2 separate regions of the Homo sapiens genome follow, and region 1 is linked to region 2. Evidence: read pairs that join two places in POLR2A ChIA-PET (ENCODE). Cell type or tissue: MCF 10A. All regions are shown on one strand. Links, peaks and the distances in the headings refer to the core of each region. The heading gives the core; the rest is flanking DNA.

What was found. Peaks named below come from ENCODE experiments on the same cell type or tissue, not always from the same donor. Only the 100,000 strongest peaks of a DNase experiment are listed, where the experiment ranks them.
Region 1: POLR2A ChIA-PET joins it to region 2 with 5 read pairs; 4 of 35 experiments call an interaction of 5 or more read pairs at or near these places.

What each region holds. Positions count from the first base shown.
Region 1 is chr12:122,108,907-122,112,906 of GRCh38, reverse strand. All of the region lies in intron 1 of MLXIP (MLX interacting protein), which reads right to left. Among named protein-coding and RNA genes, the nearest start is that of MLXIP, 32 kb to the right of the region's middle. RefSeq lists enhancers at 491-785, 3,798-4,000. In MCF 10A, for the core only: no CTCF peak of the experiment used is centred there; a DNase peak (open chromatin) is centred at 1,736.
Region 2 is chr12:121,783,270-121,790,413 of GRCh38, reverse strand. All of the region lies in intron 2 of RHOF (ras homolog family member F, filopodia associated), which reads left to right. It also overlaps a transcript of SETD1B not described here. Among named protein-coding and RNA genes, the nearest start is that of RHOF, 6.8 kb to the left of the region's middle. RefSeq lists enhancers at 1-161, 242-311, 438-1,154 and a silencer at 3,011-3,060. In MCF 10A, for the core only: no CTCF peak of the experiment used is centred there; DNase peaks (open chromatin) are centred at 3,753 and 5,273.

The DNA of each region.
Region 1 (4,000 bases), core at 1-4,000, 320 kb before region 2:
CTATTTCCTTCTAGAACTTTCACGGCTTCCCTTGTTACATTCAATTCAATAAAGCCAACTAGGATTTATTTGGTGGAATGAATGTACAGGGATGATGTAGGGATCCTGCTTTAGGTAAGATTTCCTAAATAATCCATCTTTCCCCATTAAACTAAAGGTCCATCTTCATCATACACCCCCTTCCCATAGATACATATATTTGGGACCACTTCTGGATGTTGTTTCTTATGGGTTTTGTACACACATTTTTTTTTTTTTTTGAGATGGAGTCTCGCTCTGTTGCCCAGGCTGGAGTGCAGTGGCACGATCTTGGCTCACTGCAAGCTCTGCCTCCTGGGTTCAGGCCACTCTCCTGCCTCAGCCTCCTGAGTAGCTGGGACTACAGGCGCCCGCCACCACCACGTCCGGCTATTTTTTTATATATATATTTTTAGTAGAGATGGGGTTTCACCGTGTTAGCCAGGATGGTCTCGACCTCCTGACCTTGTGATCCGCCTGCCTTGGCCTCCCAAAGTGCTGGGATTACAGGCGTGAGCCACCACGCCCGGCCTGTACATACATTTTTAATGATTTCACTTTTTACATAACTCTGATTCATCTGGGGAGAAAATCAATTTAGTTCTTTACACAGCTCACAAAAACAAATTCCAACTAGTTATCTCATTGTCTCATCTTCCCACAATGACTTACGACACTTCTCTGAACATATGTTGCATCTTCACCTATACCAGGGCTTGTTCTGGGCCCTGCATCACCACTGACCTGTGTCCAATCCTGTGCTGCCATCACACTAATTTAATCACCACAACTCTGTGCTATACTTTACTATCTAAGTAAGGTTAGCACCCATCATCTTTTAAAACAATTTTAGAATTCTTGCCTACTATTCTTTCAAGTGAACTTTATGACCATGTTGACAAATCTCAAAATAAAACTATTCTAAAAGAAAAAAGAAAACTATTTTAATATGTTGATTGGGATTATGTTTAATAAATCAATTAATGTAGGCAGCACCCCACTTCAAATTGGGCCATCACCATACCAAATTAAGGAATGTTATTCTACTTACACTACTTAACCTACTTAAAAAGAGAAATCCAAAGCTATCTGGTTTGCTATAATTTGCTTCATGAACCTCCTTCACATTTCTGATCATATTTTTCTAACATTTCTAAATAATATAAAAAGGAAATTTAGAAAGAAAAAACAGCAAAACAAAACCAAATCACGCAGTTATACCACTCAAACACAAGCACTATCCTCATTTTATTGTGTTTGACATAGCCCCACCTAGCTGATATGGCAGCTGCCACCCTCACCCTGACCAAACGGCTAAGCCACAGGCAGCAGGGAAAGGTTTCCATTATATTCAGTACTAAGCATGACTGTCCCCAAAGAATACAGCTTTTCCCTAGCACCTTCATAAAAAGGTAATTCAGTTGGTAGTTGGTTTAAATATTCACCAAGGTAAAATGTTTATGTAAAGAATGAAAAACTCTACCCAATTGCAGACACCTGGCTTAAAGAGGCAATAAATCAAGGAACAGCATTCTCTAGCCAGAGTACACACCTGGAGTCAAGACTCTAGAAATTGGCTACCAGAGATGTAATAAAAACAGATCATACTTGCAAATGTTTCTAAGCACCTATGAAGACTGACAAAAAACAAATTTGATATTATCACCACTATTAGTCATTTCAAGGCACTGCCAGCTACACAGCCTACTTACAAGTCAAAGAAATCTGAAGCTGTCTGATGCATTTAAAAGGATAAGGTAACACTCGCCAGGTAGCCAAGACCTATAAATAGACTTTTTTTTTTTTTTTTTTGAGACAGAGTCTTGCTCTGTCACCCAGGCTGGAGGGCAGTGGCGCCATCTCGGCTCACTGCAAGCTCCGCCTCCTGGGTTCACGCCATTCTCCTGCCTCAGCCTCCTGAGTAGCTGGGACTACAGGCGCCCGCCACCACGCCCGGCTAATTTTTTGTATTTTTAGTAGAGACGGGGTTTCACCATGTTAGCCAGGATGGTCTCGATCTCCTGACCTCGTGATCCGCCCACCTTGGCCTCCCAAAGTGCTGGGATTACAGGCGTGAGCCACTGCGCCCAGCCCTTTTTTTATTTTTTTTTCTTTTGAAGAGCAGGATCTAGCTCTGTTGCCCAGGCTGGAGTGCAGTGGCATGATCATAGCTCACTGCAGCCTTGAACTACTGGGTTCATGTGATCCTCCCACCTCAGCCTCCCAAGAATTTGGGACTACAGGCATGCACCACCATGCCCAGCTAAATTTTAATTTTTTTGGTAAAGATAAGCGTCTCCCAGGCCAGGTGCAGTGGCTCACACCTGTAATCCCAGCACTTTAGGAGGCCGAAGCGGGTGGATCACCTGAGGTTGGGAGTTTGAGACCAGCCTGACCAACATGGAGAAACCCTGTCTCTACTAAAAATACAAAATTAGCCGGGCGTGGTGGCACATACCTGTAATCCCAGCTACTCACGAGGCTGAGGCAGGAGAATTGCTTGAGCCCAGGAGGCGGAGGTTGCAGTGACCCAAGACCGCGCCATTGCACTCCAGCCTGGGCAACAAGAGCAAAACTCTGTCTCAAAAAATAAAAAAAAGAGAGATAAGCATCTCCCCATGCTGCCCAGGCTGATCTCGAACTCCTGACCTCAAGCAATCCTCCTGCCTCGGCCTCCTAATGTGCTAAGATTACAGACGTGAGCCACCGTACCTGACCCTAAACCTAAATAGGCTTTAAATAGGTTTTTCCCTTTTTGAGACAAGAGATAATTCAGTAAAGATTGTTCCCAATTATTTTCAGTTTTAAGGGTCTGGAATTGTATCCCTCCCCAGAAAGAGAGTTCCTGGCCCTAAAGAATAAAAATGAGAGGCACCCAGAGCAGGGATGCGTTGGGGTCACACCCACTTCCATTCGGCAAAAGGAAGAATAGCTGGATCCTGTAACACCCACTGCAACCACAGGATTCTGGCTTATTTGAGGAAGAGGATTCAAAAAAGCATACGAACAACTTTGTACTGCCCTCATCACATAATAGAAATTCCAAAATAAAATCCATTTTCCCTTTGCCTGCTAAAGATGCTTTCTCCCATCTGCTACTGAGAATCAGTTGTCAACCTAAATCTCTCCTTTGCATCCTCTTCCCATGGGTGTTTTTTAGTCAACTTATTAACCTTCCAAGTAGCAAAGGAGTTTGGGATGGGCAGAAGAGTTGGAGCCTACTCTAAATCGAAGGCAAGCTGTAGAAACAGTTTTTGTATTTCAGACATGCTGCAAATCTCCTCAGCCAACCCATCTGAGGTCAAACAGCCCTTCTGTCTCTCCTGAGACGTATGAACGGATTACATCTTTGTCAGCATTCCATATATCTACATTTCTTTCCTGTCTGTGAAAAGCAACAATTTGGGCCAGGCACGGTGGCTCACACCTGTAATCCCAGTGTGGATCGCTTAAGGCCAGGAGTTCGAGACCAGCCTGGCCAACATGGCAAAACCCCATCACTACTAAGAATACAAAAAGTAGTTGGGCACAGTGGCTCATGCCTATAATCCCAACACTTTGGGAGGCCAAGGCGGGCGGATCACTTCAGGTCAGGAGTTCAAGACCAGCCTAGCCAACACAGTGCAACCCCGTCACTACTAAAAATACAAAAATTAGCTGGGCGTGGTGGCTCACGCCTTGTAATCCCAGCACTTTGGGAGGCCAAGGTGGGCAGAACACTTCAGGTCAGGAGTTCGAGACCAGCATGGCCAACATGGTGAAACCCCATCTCTACTAAAAATACAAAAATTAGCCAGGTGTGGTGGTGCACGCTTGTAATCCCAGCTACTCAGGAGGCTGAGGCAGGAGAATCACTTGAGCCCGGAAGGCAGAGGTTGCAGTGAGCTGAGATTGTGCCACCTAAAAAGGAAATTATATTTTTTATAGTTTCACATGAGGGTGAGCACAGGTTTAGTCACTAAAAGTCAAGGTCAGAGTGACT
Region 2 (7,144 bases), core at 1,397-5,396:
CACGTAGAGAGAGGCAAAGGCCAAGAGGGTGAGGGAATGGCCAAGCCAGAAATGAGTCTAGTAAACGTAGTTGTAGAAAGTTCTAGAACCCAATGGGCCACACACAGTGGCGGAAGGGGCATCTTCCCGACTGGTGGCCACCAGAGCTGTGAGACAGGGGTGGCTCTCAGAGGCTGAATTTCTCCACACCCAGGACCAAACGCTGGTCCTGGGCAGGGGCCGGACGCTGCCCACAGGGGCCCTCGTGGAAGGCCCGTGTGGCTGTCTCCCTCCTGAGGAAGTAGTTACAGACACCACAGCGGAGGGAGGGCAGATCGGGTGACGGGGCTCGCAGGGCTCAGAAGGGAAGGGGCGGGGGCCATGGCACTCACTGCTCTGTCGGCCTCACCGGGGCCCTGACATCCTCTGAGGCAGGAAGCTGCGGTGAAGTCTGAAGTTTCCTGGGCCGGGGGAGGCGGGGTGAGGTGGGCTGTGAAGACACAGACGGGAGAGTGAGCTCATCAGGGCCAAGGTGTGGGGTCCAGGGTTAGAGGGGCACAGGATGGGATAGGGGTTGCCCGGGGAGCGGTGGTCCCCTTTTCAGCCTGAGATGGGAACAGAAAGAAAATTGTTAGGCAATGGAGTAGGATTTGCTAAGACAAGGAACCAGGGACAGATGTGTGTTGTGAGCCCCAGAAGCACCGGAGGCCTGGGCTGAGACAAGGCTGGGGTCACCCAGAAGGTGGTCTCAACTCCCAGCTGGGGCTGCCCAGCCCCTGTCTCCCTGGGAAAGCACAGGTGGGCGGCCCCCAGCAGAGTGAGTAAAAGTGGGTTCCTCTTCTGGCAGCTTCACTTCTCATGCTGCCAGTACCCCTCCCTGACCAACGCCGCAGCTGGAGCTGGGGTCCACCCGCCCTGTGTGTCCTCCTGCAGATTTGAGGTCTTTTTTCCTCAACTCTGCTCTGGGCCTTAGAGACCCCTGTCCCTGGAAGCAGGACTTCCTTGGCAAAGCCTCATCCCACCAAGAAAATAGCCCTGTGTGCGGCATGAGCCTCCCTTCCGCCCAGCCCTGCCGCACCGCCTGAGTGCACGTCAGGACGATGGGCGGCTCTAGGGGGAGCCCAGGCCTAGAGACTTCCTCACCAGAAGCACGTGCATCCTTTGCATGTAATTCCTGGGTTTTTTTTTGAGGTGGGGAATGGTTAGAGACAGGGTCTCGCTCTGTCACCCAGGCTGGAGTGCCATAGCATGATCATAACTCATTGCAGCCACAGCCTCTTGGGCTCAAGTGATCCTCCCATGTCAGCCTCCCAAAGTGCTGGGATTACAGGTGTGAGCCACCACGCCTGGTCTACCTGGGCTGTTTTAACCTCTAAGCCCATCTGCAGAGGCTGGATGGGCCCCCTCTGTGACTACGGGCAGGTGACATGGACCCTTTCAGCCCTGGTATCATTTTAGGTAGAATGTGGAGGGTAATGGTATCACCTGGTGGCTGGGAGGCCCCTGAAGCTTCTGGGTCCAAAGATTCTGGGGTTCTGACCACCCACCATGCCAGGCTATTAACTTCTCCTGGAAGTTTCAACAGTAACCACAATAGCAGTCCTCCTGCCTCCCGGCACTGCCCCCCACTCCACCCCTGCCCCTGCACTGCTCCCGCTCTAAGCATTGCCTCCCTTCTCCTGGGCTTTCACCTTCCAGATTAGGGGGAGGGTTATCACTGTTATCACCCCCTCTCCCAGATAAGGAAATTGACACCCAGAGAGGGAAATGTGGGCGTCAATTCGAGATGTGGAGGCTGCCCTGAACAGTCCTGCCCAGAATGTGCATGAGTGAATGGAACCTGACCCTCCTGACTCATATGAGAGAAGGTATTTATTAATAGTACGCTCCCCCATCCCCAAGTGGGCATGGGGTTGGTGCACACGGAAGTAGTCCTCTGCAGGCCTGGTCCCCCCACCACCCCCACGCCCCAAAGGCCCACACTGAATTCTAGGGAAAGCTGGGTTGGGCAGAGTCAAGCCAGGAAGGCAACCTGGAGGAGGTGCTGGAGTCGGAGCTGGCTGCCTCTCCCTTTCCAGAGGCCCTCTTTCTTGAGAGGGCTGACATTTTTCCTCACCTGGTCAGGGCTGGGACAAGTAGGGTGAGGATTCCTTCCTGTTTTCTGGGGTAGGCTAAGAAAAAAAAATACTCCAGTAAGGTCCTCTGTTATTTACAAAGCTTCCCCTTAGCTGTGTGGCCTGGGGCAAGTCACTCCAGCTCTCTGTGCTTCCGTTTCTCAGCCTGTAAAATGGGGCCAACAATAGTGTCTACCTTGTAGGGCTTTTGGGGGAAAGATGAGTTAATCCAGGTGAAGGGCTTTGAGCTAGACCTGGCATGTAACACAGTGGTACACACCTGCGGCCCCAGCTCCTCAGGAGGCTGAGGCAGGAGGATGGCTTGAGCCCAGGAGGTTGAGGCTGGAGTGAGCTATGATCACACCACTGCACTCCAGCCTGAGCAACAGAGCAAACCCCGCCCCCCCCCCCTTTTTTTTTTTTTTTTTTTGAGGCAGAGTCTCACTCTGTTGCCCAGGCTGGAGTGTAGTGGTTCAATCTCTGCTCCACCTCCCCAGCTCAAGTGATTCCCCTGCCTCAGCCTCCCAAGTAGCTGGGATTACAGGCATATGCCACCACATCCGGCTAATTTTTGTATTTTTAGTAGAGACAGCGTTTCACCATGTTGCCCAGGCTGGTCTTGAACTCTTGACCTCAAGCGATCCGCCCGCCTCAGCCTCCCAAAGTGCTGGGATTACAAGCATGCGCCACAGCGCCCGGTCTAGACCATGACTTTTATATGAGAGAAAGAGAGTCGATATTAACCATCTTTATTATGACTGTCATCAAGGCTCGCTCACTTTTCACATCTCCATTTCACAGATGAGAAAACTGAGGCCCAGAGGTTAATTCCCGGTTGGGAAGGCTGGGGACAGCTTCCTGGAAGAACTGGTGCTTTTAGAATGGCCTGGCAGGCAGCTGACCTTGGGGACTGGTTGGCCTCTGGCTCACAGGGTGCTTGTCTCTGACCTTGACAAAGGCCCCCTCCACCACTTGCGTTCTTAACAGGAAGAACTGTCCCCACCCAGCGCACCTCCCAGGGTGGCTGCTTGAATGAACACAGGTCAGGAAGTGGAATGCCCTTGCCAAGGCTGCAGGGCACCTAAAGCCAGAGAGATGACGATTAACCCTCTTCAACCACTCCTTCCTTTGAGCCTTCCTTCACCAAACAGGTATTGAGCTCGCCTGTGTTCCCAGGGACCCAACAGTGAACAGCACAGAGGTGGTTCCTGCCCGCAGGAGAGGCAAACCAAAAAACCCAGAGAATTACTGTTTTTTTTGTTTTTGATTTTTGTTTTTGTTTTGAGACAGAGTCTCGCTGTGTTCCTCAGGCTGTAGTGAAATGGCACGATCTCAGCTCACTGCAACCTCAGCCTCCTGGGTTCAAGCAATTCTCCAGCCTCAGCCTCCCAAGTAGCTGGGACTACACGTGCCTGGCCCCATACCCGGCCAGTTTTTTGTATTTTTAGTAGAGACAGGGTTTCACCATGTTGGCCAGATTGGTCTCGAACTCCTGACCTCAAGTGATCCACCTGCCTCAGCCTCCAAAAGTGCTGGGATTACAGGTGTGAATCACCCCGCCCGGCCCCAGAGAAGTATTGTGAAATCAGGTAGGGGTGAGAGCCATGAGTAAAGCCACTGTCATGGGGCAGACTGCCAAGGAAGCTGTTTCAGAGCAGTCAGGAAAGGTCTCTGGGAGGAGGCGACATTCCATAGAGCCCTGAAGGAGAGGAGGGAAGGAGCCACACTGCTCCCTGTTGAAAGAGCCTTCTGGAGGAGTGAACAGCAAGGGCAGAGGCCCCAGGAAAGGCAGGCAGGGTGTGACTGCCTCCAGCGCCCCGGGGCTGACTTCTTCCCTCACCCACTGCAGCCTGATGCCTGCCCCGCCACCTCCTGTCCTGATGTCACTGCATGCCATAGTTGCCAAACCCAGTGGGCAAGTCTCAACCCTTGTCTCTGCTGTGTGTGACGAGAGTGGAACAACCTTGGCTGACATGGTGGCTCACGCCTGTAATCCCAGCACTTTGGGAGGCCGAGGCAGGTGGATCATCTCAGGTCAGGAGTTTGAGACTAGCCTGGCCAACATGGTGAAACGCCGTCTCTACTAAAAATACAGAAAAAAGGCCAGGTGCTGTGGCTCACACCTGTAATCCCAGCACTTTGGGAGGCCGAGGCGGGTGGATCACAAGGTCAGGAGATCGAGACCATCCTGGCTTACACGGTGAAACCCCGTCTCTACTTAAAAAAATAAAAAAAAAATTAGCCGGGCGTGGTGGTGGGCGCCTGTAGTCCCAGCTACTCTGGAGGCTTGAAGCAGAAGAATGGCGTGAACCCAGAAGGCGGAGTTTGCAGTGAGCCGAGATCACGCCACTGCATTCCAGCCTGGGCGATAGAGTGAGATTCTGTCTCAAAACAAACAAAGAAAAGAAAAGGCTGGGCACGTGGCTCACACCTGTAATCCCAGCACTTTGGGAGGCTGAGGTGGGCGGATCACGAGGTCAGGAGATCGAGACCATCCTGGCTAACACAGTGAAACCCCGTCTCTACTAAAAGTACAAAAAATTAGCTTGGTGTGGTGGCGGGCACCTGTCAAGTCCCAGCTACTCAGGAGGCTGAGGCAGGAGAATCGCTTGAACCCGGGAGGCGGAGGTTGCAGTGAGCTGAGATCGCACCACTGCACTCCAGCCTGGGTGACAGAGTGAGACTCCGTCTCAAAAATAAAATAAAATAATAAAAATACAAAAAAAATTAGCCAGGCATGGTGGCACCTGCCTGTAGTCCCAGCTACTCAAGAGGCTGAGGCAGGAGAACCACTTGAACCCAGGAGGCGTAGCTTACAGTGAGCTGAGATCGTGCCACTGCACTCCAGCCTGGGCAACAGAGCAAGACCCTGTCTCCAAAAAAAAAAAAAAAAAAAAAGTAAAGAAAAAAAGAAATGAGAGAAGACGTCCAAGGGGGCCCCATTTTATAACCTTATCCACGGTTTCACTTTCTGTAGTTTCAGTTACCTGAGGTCTGAAAATATTACCTGGAAAATTCGAGAAATAATTCATAAATTTTAGATCATGCACTGCTCTGAGCAGCGTGATGAGATCGTGCGCTGTCCTGCTGCATCCCACCCGGGATATGATTCGCCCCTTCCTCTGTGTATCCCTGCTGGAGACACCACCTGCCTGTGAGTCAGTCAGTAGCTGGCTCGGTAACAAGCCAGGCTGGTCTTGAACTCCTGAGTTCAAGTGATCCTCCCGCCTTGGCTTCCCAAAGTGCTGGGATTACAGGTGTGAGCCACGGTGCCTGGCCCTGTTTTATTTTATTCTTGTTGTTAATCTCTTACTGTGCCTAATTCATAAACTAAGCTGTCTTATAGGTGTGTACATATAGAAAAAAACAGCGTATCTAGAGTTCTAGACTGTGGTTTCAAACATCCACTGGGGGTCTTGGAATCCACCCTTGTGGGTTAGGGGGACTAATGTACCTGTTCACTCCGGCCATATTTGTAAAAGGGAATAAGTTATGCCAGAACTGTGAACCCCATTGTTACATCTTAAAGGACCAGAACCTATTTTTGCACAATACAAAACAAAATAGCACGTTAGTGTGTATCAGCAGAAGGAACATCCCACTTGGAATTTCATGAGCTGGGGTTGACTCCTGGCCCAGTCACTGAGTCATTGACCTCAAGCAAATCACTTCATTTCTGTGACTCTCAGGTTCTTCCTATGTTGTGGGAGTATTCATCATTTCCCTACCATATCTGGCTGTCATGTAAGGATTTTTTTTTCTTTTTTTTTTTTTTTGAGACGACGTCTTGCTCTGTCACCCAGGCTAGAGTGCAATGGCACGATCTCGGCTCACTGCAACCTCTGCCTCCCAGGTTCAAGCAATTCTCCTGCCTCAGCCTCTGGAGTAGCTGGGACTACAGGCACCTGCCACCACACCCAGCTAATTTTTGTATTTTTAGTAGAGACGGGGTCTCACCATCTTGGTTAGACTGGTCTCAAAATCCTGACCTCGTGATCCCCCTGCCTCGGCCTCCCAAAGTGCTGGGATTACAAGCATGAGCCACCACGCTTCACCAAGGATTTCTTAACCATTTCTAGACTAAAGCACCCTGAAAACTGCATAGAGTATAGGATGTATTATTATAAAGGCAGTCGCAGAGGGCAGGCAGTTATCCTCAAAAGGGAAAAAATATAGATGGTTAATCTGGATGTTTAAGAATAAAATGCTAGAGAGAAAACGGTGAAAAGAGAAATGAGGGAAGGACCTTCCTGGCATGTGGAACAGCAAGCACAAAGGCTGGGACATGAGAGCTTGGTGGGTTTGAGAAACAGTGAGATGGTGCCTTGGCGGGACTGCAGTGAGCAAGCGGGTGTGGCAGGCGATGAAGTCATGTGAACCAGGGGAGATGTTTGGATTTTATGCAAAGGGCAATAGGGGCCAGGCACGGTGGCTCATGCCTATAATCCCAGCACTCTGGGAGGCCGAGGCAGGTGGATGACCTGAGGTCAGGAGTTCAAGACCAGCCTGGCCAAGATGGCAAAAACCCCATCTCTACTTAAAAAATACAAAAATTTCATCCCTGTAATCCCAGCACTTTGGAAGGTCGAGGTGAGTGGATCACCAGAGGTCGGGAGTTCGAGACCAGCCTGACCAACATGGAGAAACCCCATCTCTACTAAAAATACAAAATTAGCTGGGTGTGGTGGTGGGCGCCTGTAATCCTAGCTACTCGGGAGGCTGAGGCAGGAGAATCACTTGAACCTGGGAGGTGTAGGTTGCAGTGAGCCGAGATCGCGCCATTGCACTCCAGCCTGGGCAACAAGAGCGAAACTCTGTCTCAAAAACAAAAATTAGCCAGGCATGGTGGCAAGCACCTGTAATCTCAGCTACTTGGGAGGCTGTGGCAGGAGAATTGCTTGAACCCGGCAGGCAGAGGTTGCAGTGAGCTGAGATTGGGACACTGCACTCCAGCCTGGGTGACAGAGCGAGACTCTTGTCTCAAAGAAAAGGTGGGGGGGGGGGCAATAGGGAGCCATTGAAGATGCTTCAGTTGTGGAGAGGGGGCCAGG